Linked DNA regions of Homo sapiens: region 2 is linked to region 1. The links are chromatin contacts, found by Hi-C or POLR2A ChIA-PET in ENCODE. All regions are on one chromosome and are shown on one strand. The core of a region is the stretch at or near the end of the contact, and the rest is flanking DNA. Distances in the headings are between cores, read along the strand shown. Region 1 holds the start of TRAPPC2L (trafficking protein particle complex subunit 2L). Region 2 holds the start of ZC3H18-DT (ZC3H18 divergent transcript).

Evidence for each region. Hi-C counts contacts between places; a loop is a spot of excess contacts on that map. ChIA-PET counts read pairs that join two places held with the same protein, here RNA polymerase II (POLR2A). Pooled maps may share reads with other maps.
Region 2: a map of natural killer cell shows a loop between it and region 1 (24-fold over the local background). The contact joins the promoter of ZC3H18-DT here to the promoter of TRAPPC2L in region 1. A Hi-C loop is called at or near these places in 1 of 168 maps with a recorded cell type or tissue (natural killer cell) and 3 of 50 pooled maps. POLR2A ChIA-PET finds 5 or more read pairs at or near these places in 1 of 52 experiments (activated CD4-positive, alpha-beta T cell).

What each region holds. Positions count from the first base shown.
Region 1 is chr16:88,855,690-88,861,189 of GRCh38, reverse strand. It overlaps TRAPPC2L (trafficking protein particle complex subunit 2L), which reads right to left and starts at 4,063. Exons shown (of 5, transcript NM_001318525.2): 1 at 4,007-4,063; 2 at 2,399-2,571; 3 at 1,440-1,527; 4 at 1,218-1,297; 5 at 1-276. The coding sequence starts at 4,039. The coding sequence ends at 231. GALNS (galactosamine (N-acetyl)-6-sulfatase) reads left to right here and starts at 4,243. Exons shown (of 14, transcript NM_000512.5): 1 at 4,243-4,432. The coding sequence starts at 4,313. LOC107983950 (a long non-coding RNA gene) reads left to right here and starts at 4,610. Exons shown (of 2, transcript XR_933884.3): 1 at 4,610-4,739; 2 at 4,889-5,500. RefSeq lists a silencer at 4,111-4,510.
Region 2 is chr16:88,557,719-88,563,665 of GRCh38, reverse strand. ZC3H18-DT (ZC3H18 divergent transcript) reads left to right here and starts at 1,683. Exons shown (of 3, transcript NR_146877.1): 1 at 1,683-2,162; 2 at 2,295-2,415; 3 at 2,941-3,563.

The sequences.
Region 1 (5,500 bases), core at 2,814-5,313:
CCCACACCCCAGAAAAGTCCTTAGTTGAATTCTTCTTAATTAAATCCTTGGCTGACACGGAAGGAAAAAGCCAAATCTCCTCTCACAAGACCTTTAGTTGAGAGAACATGCACAGCTGCCTGCCCTGAAAGCCCCAGGCGTCCCATTCAGGAAGAGGCAACCAGAACAGACCGACGGCCCCACCACAGTCGTGCGCGGGCTCCTCTGCGATGGCTGGCAGCACAGCTCACTCAGCACACCTGTATCATCATCGACGTCACCATGTTATCAAAGGCCCTGCTAAGAGAAACAGACCCACTCAGAGGAGAGCCAGGCCCTCCACCCCTCTGCTCAGAGACGGGCCGGGCAGCATGGCTCCATCCACAGGATGCTCGGGACCTTCTCCAGGGTCCAGAAATGTGAACTCCGCTGAGAGGCCAGGACAGGAGTCCCACCCCACCGGGCACTGAGAACCCATCTGCTGCCTCCAAGTTCCCTGTGCAGCCTCCCAAGGCCCCAGGAAGGGGTGGAGGAGGGAGCAGCATGGGCAGGCAGAGCGGTGGTGTGGCAAGGATGGCCCTGTGCAGCCCAGGAGGCAAGACTGTGGACATTCGCCTGCCTGCTCCCATCTGGGACCAGGATGGCCCCAAGACAGTGTCCTGGTGGAGGGAGGGGCCTGCCTTGGATCACTGCAGCGTCCTCTTCCCTGCCAACCACAGGGAATTATGTCTTGGAACTGGGGACTCACTGAAAGCAAGTCTGGAATGTGGGCATGGACCCCACATTTCCCTCATGATGTTCAAAAGTTAAATCTGTTTACTTTGTGGACTATTCGGAAGACACCTGCAAACCAGGTTCCTGACTGTTCCAAATTCAACATAAAAGATCAGGTAGCTACAAAAGGACGTGTGATCCCTGAAAGCCACTGCCCATGTGCTTGGCCCTGAGTCCTGCAGGTGCCCCAGGTACCCACTGGGCACACCTGGGAAGCCAAATGGGCAAGCTCTACTCCCCACACCACACACACTCTATCCACTTTATGCGCTGGAGATCTGTGTAAGAGTTGGTGTGGAGAAACGGGGCTTTGTGGCTTTAAAACCTCTGCCCTAGGGGGATGGTGCTCATAGCTTAAAAAGATCTTTCCTCCCTTATTTTCCAAATGGTTGCATTTTGGCAACCAAAATGGCAAGGCATGTCCTACAGAAAGAAGGTGGCAAGACACAGAAAGTAGGGCCCACCTGGACTGGATGCGGTCCCCCGGGTTGTAGAAGGGGTTGCACATCACGTCTGTGTAGGAGTTGTGTAGCTTCCGGAACATCTGAAAAAGACCCAGCAAACCATGACCTTGCCACATACACACAGCCACTGCCAGATTTTTAGTTTCTCAGCATTTCAAAACAAAGTCAAAAAGGAAAAACAAAACACCCACTCGGGCGTGGCCCTCTAACTCCCTGACTTACGCTGCGAATTTCGTTGTCTCGAAGGGCTGTGTTGGAGGAATCTACCACCATGACAAACTTCACCTTGGAGTTGGTGACGTAGCCGTATCTGCACAGCTGGTTAGGGAAGGCACTCGTAACACAGGGACTGCCGGTGGAGGGCCCTCTGTGGGCCCTCACTTTGGAGAAATGTGGCAACCTTGAATCACAGGAAATGCCCATGCTGGGCTGGTCCTGCAGTGGCCGTGCTGGGTACAAGCCTAAATACTTTGCTAGGGCGACGTCTGGTGTTTGCAGGAGAAGCGAAGAGCAGGCAGCCAAGCCTTACCCAGTTCACACTCCAGGAGCCGAACCACCTAGACTCCGAGTCTGTCTGTCTGGAACACCTCACCCTCTTCATGAATCAATGCCTGGCCCGGAAAGTTAACTGCAAAACCAGAGGCTTCGTGAACAAGGCGGATCCCCTCTCTAGAGGCCACATTATTTTGTAAAATAGTGGCTACTAGCAAATGTCACCATGGACAGGCTACATGATGACTTTTGGGAAGGTCTTTGAATTCCATGGCCTCAAGTGATTTGTCCCAAGGGACTAGACGAGTGTCTAGTGACATAAGAGGCAAGGCCTAATGAAATAAATGAAACTATTATCCCCTGCTCAAAGGTGGTGGCTCCCCCTGAAAAGCACAGAAAGAAATCCTTGCAGGTACAAAGCAGAAGTGTCCCACTTCCTCTGCAAACCAGACAACGGACACGTGCAAACCAAAACATTCTACGGGGAATTCTAGCCTTGCTTTTCCCAAATGGCTCTTCCAATGAAAGAGAAGAGTTACAGGCCTTCATTCACCTCAAGCTACCCTAATTCCCTGGCTGGCTAAAAACTCTCACCTCTTTTTCTTCTAAAAGGTTTCAAGTTATCTGATCCTAAAGTACATCTTGCAACTGTAGGTCCTCCCTGACACACACCCTGCCCTGAAAGATACACCTTGTAGTCCTCCGTGGGGTAGAGCAGGCCCAGGTACAGCTCCCTCTGGTCGACCAGGGCCTTCCCCATTGCGGAGATCTTCTCATCCACCACGTCCAGAGATGTGTGCACCATGTAGTGGAACTTCAGCTCGTTCTCCGTAGGGGTGCTGCGAATGTAGAGGGGGTAATTCTGCAAGAAAGGATGACGGCGACTGAAAGGACAAGACTCCACCCAGCGCACACCAGCTCTGAACTATGCTGCAGAGCCGTGACCTGCAGCCACCCGGGGAACGCATTCCCATGCTCTAAGGCCCACCGCTTCATTCTCTATGCCGCAGTGGGCACTGCCTTCAGGGGATCCCAGCTAACCTAAGGAGATTTATGTGTTGTTTGCAAAGCAGCAGCAGTAGGGTGGGCGGAAAAGAAAAAATGAATCAGAAAAATGGGCCTGAGCACAGCCTGCCGATCAAGCCTGGCACCTGGGCACGCCTCTCACCTTCTCCTGGAGGCCACTCTGCCTCAGCCCACCTCTAACTCTGCATGGCTCACCCAAATACAGCACCCTCAATACTGGCTTTTCTTCACCTTGACAGTGACCCTTTTACTAAACCCTTCAAGACTCAGCTCAAATTCCCTTCATCTCTGCATTTCTGACCATTGGAAGCCCAGAATTAACAGCTTCTTTCTCGGTCTTTCACACACCACCATTTACCCTGTGTGTGTTCAGCACTGGGTCCTGCACAAATACAGTGAACAAGAGTCCTCGCTACCCTCGTGGGGAGTGATACCTAGTCAATAAACCCACAAACAAGCAAATGATCATCTTGGCCAAGAGGGAAGCCCATGAGCAGCTTAGCAGCAGCCACCGCCCAGCAGGGAGCGGTCTCGAGTCTGGTCTCGGGAGACCCTGGCTAGGAAATGAAGGCTCCGTGCAGCAGGAGCGTGTGGGCAGCCACCCAGCTCAGTCTTAGCCTTCAGAAAATGCTTTCCAGTTGAAATGTATGTGGGCCAGTAAAGAGGATGGGAGCTGGGGAGAGGTGTTCCGCGTGCAAAGGCCCACAGGTGAGAGGGCAGAGCATGTCCAGGGAGCTGCAGAATTGTTTGGTTGGAGCGGAGAGTGCCAAGGGTTATGGGGGGAAAGGATCCCAGAGCAGGTTATTCAGACAGCATCCTAAGGCAACGAGAAGCCACTGCAGAGGTCTCAGGCAGAGGCGTGACAGGATCCGATTTGTTTTTAACTCGGCTCCGGGGAGACTGGCAGGAGGGCCGGGGCCGCCGTCCGCGGGGAACCAGCGCTGGACGGGAGAACGGGCAGAACCTGCTGAGGACGGAGGACGGAGGTAGTGCCCGGGACCACCTAGGTTTCTGGTGGGTCCTGGCGGGGAGGAGACCTGCTGCGCCGAGGGGTGCGTTCAGCAGCGGGACGGGCGAGCGCGGAACTGGGGTCTCAGTCAGGGTCTGCCTGGCGGCTCGTCCACCGCGAAGCCCCTGACCGCTGGAGCTCGGCGAAGGCCTCCTCCAGGTCCCATTTCCTAAGGTGCCTTCTAAGCCCAGGGAAGAAGTAGAAAGAAAGCGGAGAGCCGAGGATGGTGCGAGCCCGGACGCCCCACGCCGCGCGTACGCACCTCCTTGGCAATCACCGCGATGCACACCGCCATCTTGGGAGGCTCGGCGCCAGGCACCGCGTCACGTGACCCGCCGCTGGTCACGCGGCCTCCAAAGCCCCGCCCCATCCGCACACAGCTGGCTCAGGCCCCGCCCCACTGGTCACGAGGCAGTCCAGGCCCCGCCTCCCGTCCCTCCGCGGACTCTGGCCCCGCCCCGCGAGTCACGTGGCCGTCCAGGCCCCGCCCCGCAGCCCAGCCGGAAGGGCCGGCGGACGCTCGCTAGGTCGGCTCGCTGGCCGGGGCTCCGCGGCTCCCGTGGTTGCCATGGCGGCGGTTGTCGCGGCGACGAGGTGGTGGCAGCTGTTGCTGGTGCTCAGCGCCGCGGGGATGGGGGCCTCGGGCGCCCCGCAGCCCCCCAACATCCTGCTCCTGCTCATGGACGACGTGAGTGCGGGCGGTGGGACGGGGCAGGGCCGGGGTGGGGCGGGGAGGGGAGGGGCGGATGGAGGGAGGAGCGAGGTGGGGGAAGGGCGGGCGGGGTGGGGGGAGAGGTGAGGGGAGGCCCCTTGGGGAAGGGGGGAGGCCCCGCGCGGGGAGGAGGAGGGGGAGGGGACGGGGGGTATCCCCGTGCGGGGAGGGGGAGGCCCCTCGGGGAGTGGCCGCGGGGTCCAGGCGTGGGGTCTCGGCGGTCACCGATCACCACACGCGCTGCCACTGTGCTGCATGACCGGGACAGCGTCCTCCCTGGCAGGTGGGTGGCCGGCGTGCTACCGGGCCCTGCCTCCCCCGTCTGACCTTTCCCGCCCTCTACTCTTGGGAAAGGTGGGCGCGCAGCGTGGCCTCCCCAAAGGGAGGAAGAGGCTGCTCCTGCCGCCCTGCCTGAGAGCTGCGTCGCCCTAGGAATCACTCCCGCCACCTCGGGCCGCCGGGTCCCCCCGCTGGGCTCCAGTCTTACCTGACGGCTGTCTCTGTCCTCTGGAGAATGCTGAGCGAAGGTCAGGTGTCCCTAAGGTCTGAAGAACTGAAAGGCTGGAATGTCTCCTGGTGGGCAAGTGCGGGGTCAGGGGTCACAGCCAGCCTGGAGGCCTCCTTCCCTAACTCCTTGTGGGAGCCACCTGGAGACTCAGGAATGAGCCTGCCTGGGGCATGGGTCACCGTGCAGGACCCCAGACACACCTGGGTTGAAACCCTACTGTCTCCAAGCTTGGGGGTCACTTCCATTCTTGAACCTCAGCTGCCACACCTGGGGGGTTACACCTGTCCCGCCGTGCTCACGTTGTGTGTGAGGACTGGGACGACACCGAGTACCAGACAGTTTTGGGCCGTCGGTGTCGCTCAGCCCCTGTGTGCTGGCTCCGACCAGCAGAGACCCTGACAGGTGCCTTCAGACCCACCTGTGCTGACCAGTGGGGGCCACGGGCCACACCCAAGGGCTGGGCAGTCGTGGCTGTCGGAATTGGAAGGTGCTGGTAGTGTAAAATACACAGATTTAGAAGACTTGGTGAAAGAAAA
Region 2 (5,947 bases), core at 434-2,933, 300 kb after region 1:
AAGCTGGTCTCAAACTCCTGCGCTCAAATGATTTTCCCACCTTGGCCTCCTAAAGTGCTGGGATTATGGGCATCAGCACCATGTCTGGTGATCTGGTCCCTTCTTCTTTTTTTATTTTTATTTTATTCTTTTTTGAGACAAGGTCTGACTCTGTTGCCCAAGCTGGAGTGCAGTGGCATGAACAGGGCTCACTGCAGCCTCAACCCCCTGAGCTCAAGTGATCCTCCCACCTCAGCCTCCCTCGTCCCTGGGAATACAGGCATGCACTCCCGGCTTCTGGTCCCTTCTAAGAGCATGCCTTGTGCTATGGTTTGAATGTTTCTCCTAGACTTTATGTGTTGGGAACTTAATCTCCACAATTATATGCTTTTGGAGGTAATTAGGATTGGATAAGGTCATCAGAGTGGGCCCCCATGATGGGACTAGTGGCCTCATAACAAAAGAAACGGGCCGGGCGCGGTGGCCCACGCCTGTAATCCCAGCACTTTGGGAGGCTGAGGTGGGCGGAGCACGAGGTCAGGAGTTGGAGACCAGCCTGGCCAATATGACAAAACCCCGTCTGTACTAAAAATACAAAAATTAGCCGGGCGTGGTGGCAGGTGCCTATAATCCCAGCTACTTGAGAGGCTGAGACAGGAGGCAGAGGTTGCAGTGACCCAAGATGGTGCCACTGCACTCCAGCCTGGGTGACAAAGCGAGACTCCATCTTGAAAGAAAAGAAGAGAAAGAGAGACTTGGGCTGGCGTGCTCTTGCCCAGCGCCATGCTCTTGGACCTCCAGCCTTCAGAACTGTAAGAAACAAACCTCTCTTCTCTATAAATTACCCACTCTTAAGCTATAGCAACAGGTAACAGACTAAGACACCTTGTAACTTTTCTTATTCTTTTTTTTTGCTCTGCGATTACAGGCATGAGCCATCGCGCCCAGGTTAGCCCTGTCCAGACTGGCTTTGGGGGTTACAGCCCTTGTTCCCAGGGAGTGGAACTTCTGTGCTCCCAAGGGAAAGCCTGTGATGGTCACCAGCCCCCGCCCCCCACAGGGCTTGGTCTCCAGCCCGTCGCAGCTGCCAACACCCCTGCTCAGCTCTCCATCCTCCCGGGAGCCTTTTCTGTTGGGTTTCTTGGAGTTTCTTGGGGGCATATTCAGCTTAGGGGGCGGCCACGGCCTGAAGGGGATTTGCACTCAGGGCTTTGGGCTCTTTCTCCAAGTTCCCTCAGGCCCCAGCAGGTTTGGAGCCTCAAACTCTAATCCCTGTTTCTCAGCTCGGCAAGGCTGTGCTTTCTGTTTTTGGACCTCCACGCCAATGTGGGAAGATGCCCCACAAGGAAAACCAGGCTGAACGTGGGCTCACTTTCTTGTTTATGTTCGCTCAAGGGATATAGCCCCGGGCCCCACCAGCGCTGGTTACTCCCCACAGGCCCCGTTACATGCGTGTATCACACAGCGAAGCGTGTGTGTCCAGCCTGTATCCATGTCTTCAGCGGGAGGCCGAGTGCCATACCAGCGGTTCTGTCTGAAAGCATTTTACGAAGGATAGCCCTTGCTATTTCCTCAAAGAGCCACCAGAGGGCACTCCCACTCCGCCCAGCCGCTGTTCCCGGGGGGAAGGGGGGATGGGGGGGTGAAGGGTGATAGAGGGGTGGGGGGGTGGGGGGGTGGGGGATGGGGGATGGGGGGGTGGGGGTGGTCCCAGGCCCTGGACTGCAGGTGAAACCTGCAGGAAGCCCTGTCTGTTCTGTGTGGGACCCCCACTTCCATCATGGCCCCCACCACAGACACAGTGAGTCCACTCCAGTCCCTGTCCCAGCCTCTGGAGGGATGCTGGCTCTGACCCCATCTGGCCCCCTGCCTTTCCCTCGAGATGTCCATGGGCCCCCAACTCTTTGACGAGGTCTCAGACACCCCAAGGAGGCCGGGGAAAGGATTCCCGGCGCAGCTGAGCTTGAGGCTGGGGGCTTTTCTGTTGTTTCTGCAGCCCCAGGGCCTGGCACCGTAGGACCTCTGCAGGCTGGTGGGGGTGAATGAATGATTGATTGATGAATGAATGAATGAATGAATGTCAGTTCAGCTGCCATTTCACCGCCTGGAATTTGGGACTCGGACTGGCTTCCTGGCTCCTCAGCTTGCAGACGGCCTATTGTGGGACTTCACCTGGTGATCATGTGAGTCAATACTCCCAGTAAACTCCCCTCCATGTATACATCTGTCCTATTAGTGCTGTCCCTCTAGAGAACCCTGACTCATATACTGGGGGTGACGTCAACGCTGCTGTGACTGTCATTTTCTGGTTCTAGAGAAACAGTGGACCCACTGAGACCAAGGGCAAGGGGAGGAAAGGCCCGGGGTAGGGCTGAAGACACAGGTTCCAGGCCCAGCTCTGCTGCTCACCGATGAGGCTTCTCCTCTGTTGAGCAGGTACAATCGTAGGGCCCTACTCTTGAGCTTGCCGTGTGGGTTGACGGTGGCGGTCCACATACGAACACTCAGCGTGGTGCCTGGCATGCAGACAGGGTTCTGTAAATCTCGGTCGTCGTAGACGATTCCATTTATTACCACCGAGCACTTCATGACCCCTTTAGGCAAAAGACTTCCCTCTCTGGACCCCTGCCTCCACTTCTACGTGGTGGCGGGTTCAGGACTGATGGCTCTGTAGCTCCATCCCATGCCATTTCATTCCATTTTCTTCCTTAGCTTCTCCATGTCTTGGCTTCTCTGTTGGGGTGATTTCAGCACCACATGGAGGACAGCAGCCTGGGAGCTGTCCATGGAGCTGAATTCATGGGAGGGCACCTGGTGGAGAAGGCGGGGTCGGGCTGGAGGTGGGGGTGGGAGGGAATCAGCAGGGGATGGCCAGAAATGGAGGGAGCTTGCGTCCATTGGGCACAACTGGGTCTTCCACGCCATGACAGCTCATGGAGTCAGCCTTTCCTGTCGTTCCAGGTAGCCCCAGTTGGGAGCTGAGGTGTGTTGATTGGGGCTCTGGGAACCATAGCCTGCCAGCTGTGGCTTGGCCATCCCCTCTGCCAGCGCTTTCCCGCCCATCAGCCCTTTTCTCTGGAGTCCCTCCTTCAGCCAGGTCCTGAAAAGTCATACCTTTTGGCCAAGCTGCTGAAAATACTACTCAGCCAGAACTCATGTGCTCATGCCAGCCTCATTCATGACACCCTCCAAACCAGAAACAGCCCAGGAGCCGATCAACAGCTTCATGGGAAAATGTATTGCAGTCTATCTCATCGCCGGGCCCTTCCGTGGCCGTGGAGACGGGCGAATCATGGTCTATCCCGTCGCCGGGCCCTTCCGCGGCAGTGGAGACAGGCGAATTGCAGTTATGCGCAGCAAGGAAGCCTCTCTCAATCACATTGAGCAGAAGTGGCCAGGCTCAATTCTGTGGAATTCTGTGTGGATCACAAACAGGCAACATAGAGGATGGTGTTTTGGGGTGCATGTTGAGGGAGAGACGGGGTTCTCTTCATCACAATGGTGGCTGGCCTCCAGGAAGGGAGGGACAGTGGCTGGGAGGCCAGGGGCCTCTGGGATGCTGAAAAATTCTTTTTCTTCTCCTTCTTCTTCTTTTTTTTTTTGAGATGGAGACTCACTGTGTGGCCGAACCTGGAGTGCAGTGGTGGGACCTCGGCTCACGGCAACCTCTGCCTCCCAGTTGAAGTGATTCTCATGCCTCAGCCTCCTGAGTAGCTGGAATTACATGCGCCTGCCACCATGCCAGGTTAATTTTTCGTATTTTTAGTAGAGATCGGGTTTCACCAGGTTGGCCAGGCTGATCTCGAACTTCTGACCTCAGGTGATCTGCCCACTTTGGCCTCCCAAAGTGCTGGGATTACAAGGCATGAGCCACAGCACCCAGCCCAGAATGGTTAATTTTATGTTATGTGAATTTCACTCAATAAAAAAAAGACAGGAAGGGGAAAGAAAGAAAGAAAAGGCAGGGAGCCGGGCATGGTGGCTCATGCCTGTAATCCCAGCACTTTCGGAGGCCGAGGTGGGTGGATCACGAGGTCAGGAGATTGAGACCATCCGGGCTAACATGGTGAAAACCCGTGTCTACTAAAAATACAAAAAATTAGCCAGGCGTGGTGGTGGGCGCCTGTAGTCCCAGCTACTCAGGAGGCTGAGGCAGGAGAATGGCGTGAACCCAGGAGGCGGAGCTTGCAGTGAGCCCAGATAGTGCCACTGCACTCCAGCCTGGGCGACAGAGCGAGACTCCGTCTCCAAAAAAAAAAAAAAAAAAAAAAAAAGGGCAGGGAACACCAGGGGGCCCAGGGGAGTCAAGGTGCCTGTGAGTGTCCCCAGCAGCCCACCTCTCCTCCCCTCCCCCCAGCCTGCAGGCCCCGGAAGCACAGGGCTGTGCCCTGGAGAAGTCTGGAGTGACTTTTAAAACACAGATATGGGGACCCATCCGATTCTGAGTTTCTGGCCAACAGCGCTCCGTGTGGTTCAGAAGTTGTATTGTTTCAGGACGGAAGCAAAGTCCAGCTAACAGCTGTCAAGGGCTGGCCTCTTGCTGGGGCCTTGGGCCCGACTTTCTCCTTTGCTCCTCCCAAAGGCGCTGGGAAGCAGGGTGCTGATGGTAAAAAATGAAGCTCAGAGAGTTTCAGTGCCGAACTCAACATTGCACGACCAGGCACAGGAGGGCACGGGACTCACAGCTCCGGAGCTTGAGGGGACGCGGGACTCACAGCACCGGAGCACGGGAGGGCATGGGACTCACACTCCCAGAGAACGGGAAGACAGGGGACTCACACCCCCAGAGAATGGGAGGACACGGGACTCACACCACCATAGCACAGGAGGGCATGGGACTTACAGCGCTGGTCCATGGGAGACGCGGGACTCACACCCCCAGAGAATGGGAGGATGCAGGACTCACACCCCCAGAGTACAGGGGGACATGGGACTCACACCCCTGGAGCATGGGGGGATGCGGGACTCACACCCCCAGGGAACGGGAGGATGCGGGACTCACACCACCAGGGAACGGGAGGATGCCTGACTCACACCCCCAGGGAACGGGAGGACGCAGGACTCACACCCCCAGAGCACGGGGGGAACGCGGGACTCACCCCCCCGGAGCACCGGGGGACGCGGGACTCACCCCCCCGGAGCACGGGGGGACGCGGGACTCACCCCCCCGGAGCACGGGGGGACGCGGGACTCACCCCCCCGGAGCACGGGGGGACGGGCGACTCACCCCCCGACGGGGGGATGCGCGACTCACACCCCCGGAGCATGGGGGGACGCGGGACTCACCGCACATCTTTAACTCCTAATCCCATCTGCTGGGGAGGCTGCGGCAGGATGAACGCTTGAACCCAGGAGGCAGAGGTTGCAGTGAGCTGAGATCGCGCCACTGCACTCCAGCCTGGGCGACAGAGCGAGACTCTTTTGTCATTTCCCTTTTTACTCAATGGCTACTTTGGTTTTTCTTTTCTTTTTTTTTTTTGAGATGGAGAGCTGGAGTGCAGTGGCACGATCTCTGCTCACTTGAACCTCCGCCTTTTATGTATTTTCAGTAGAGAGAGGTCTAGAAGGCTCAGCTGCAGCCGCCTGCCCCGCAGGGCATTCCTGGCCCAGAAAGGGTAAAATCAGACTCTAAACTCATTCAGCTGAGTGGCTTGTCCTGGGTCTGCTGTAACAAGTGACACCAATGGGCGGCTTAAAGCCACAGAAGCTGGCTGGGCACAGTGGCTACACCTGCAATCCCAGCACTTGGGAGGCTGAAGCGGGAGGATTGCTTGAAGCCAGGAGTTCAAGTCCTGGCTGGGCAGCATAGTGATACCCCCATCTCTAAAAAAAGATGGTGCACGCCTGTAGTTCCAGCTACTCTGGAGGCTGAGGTGGGAGGCTTGCTTCAGCCCAGGAGGTCGAGGCTACAGTGAGCCGTGATTGCACCACTGTCTCAAACGACAACAATAGTGACAACAAAAACACT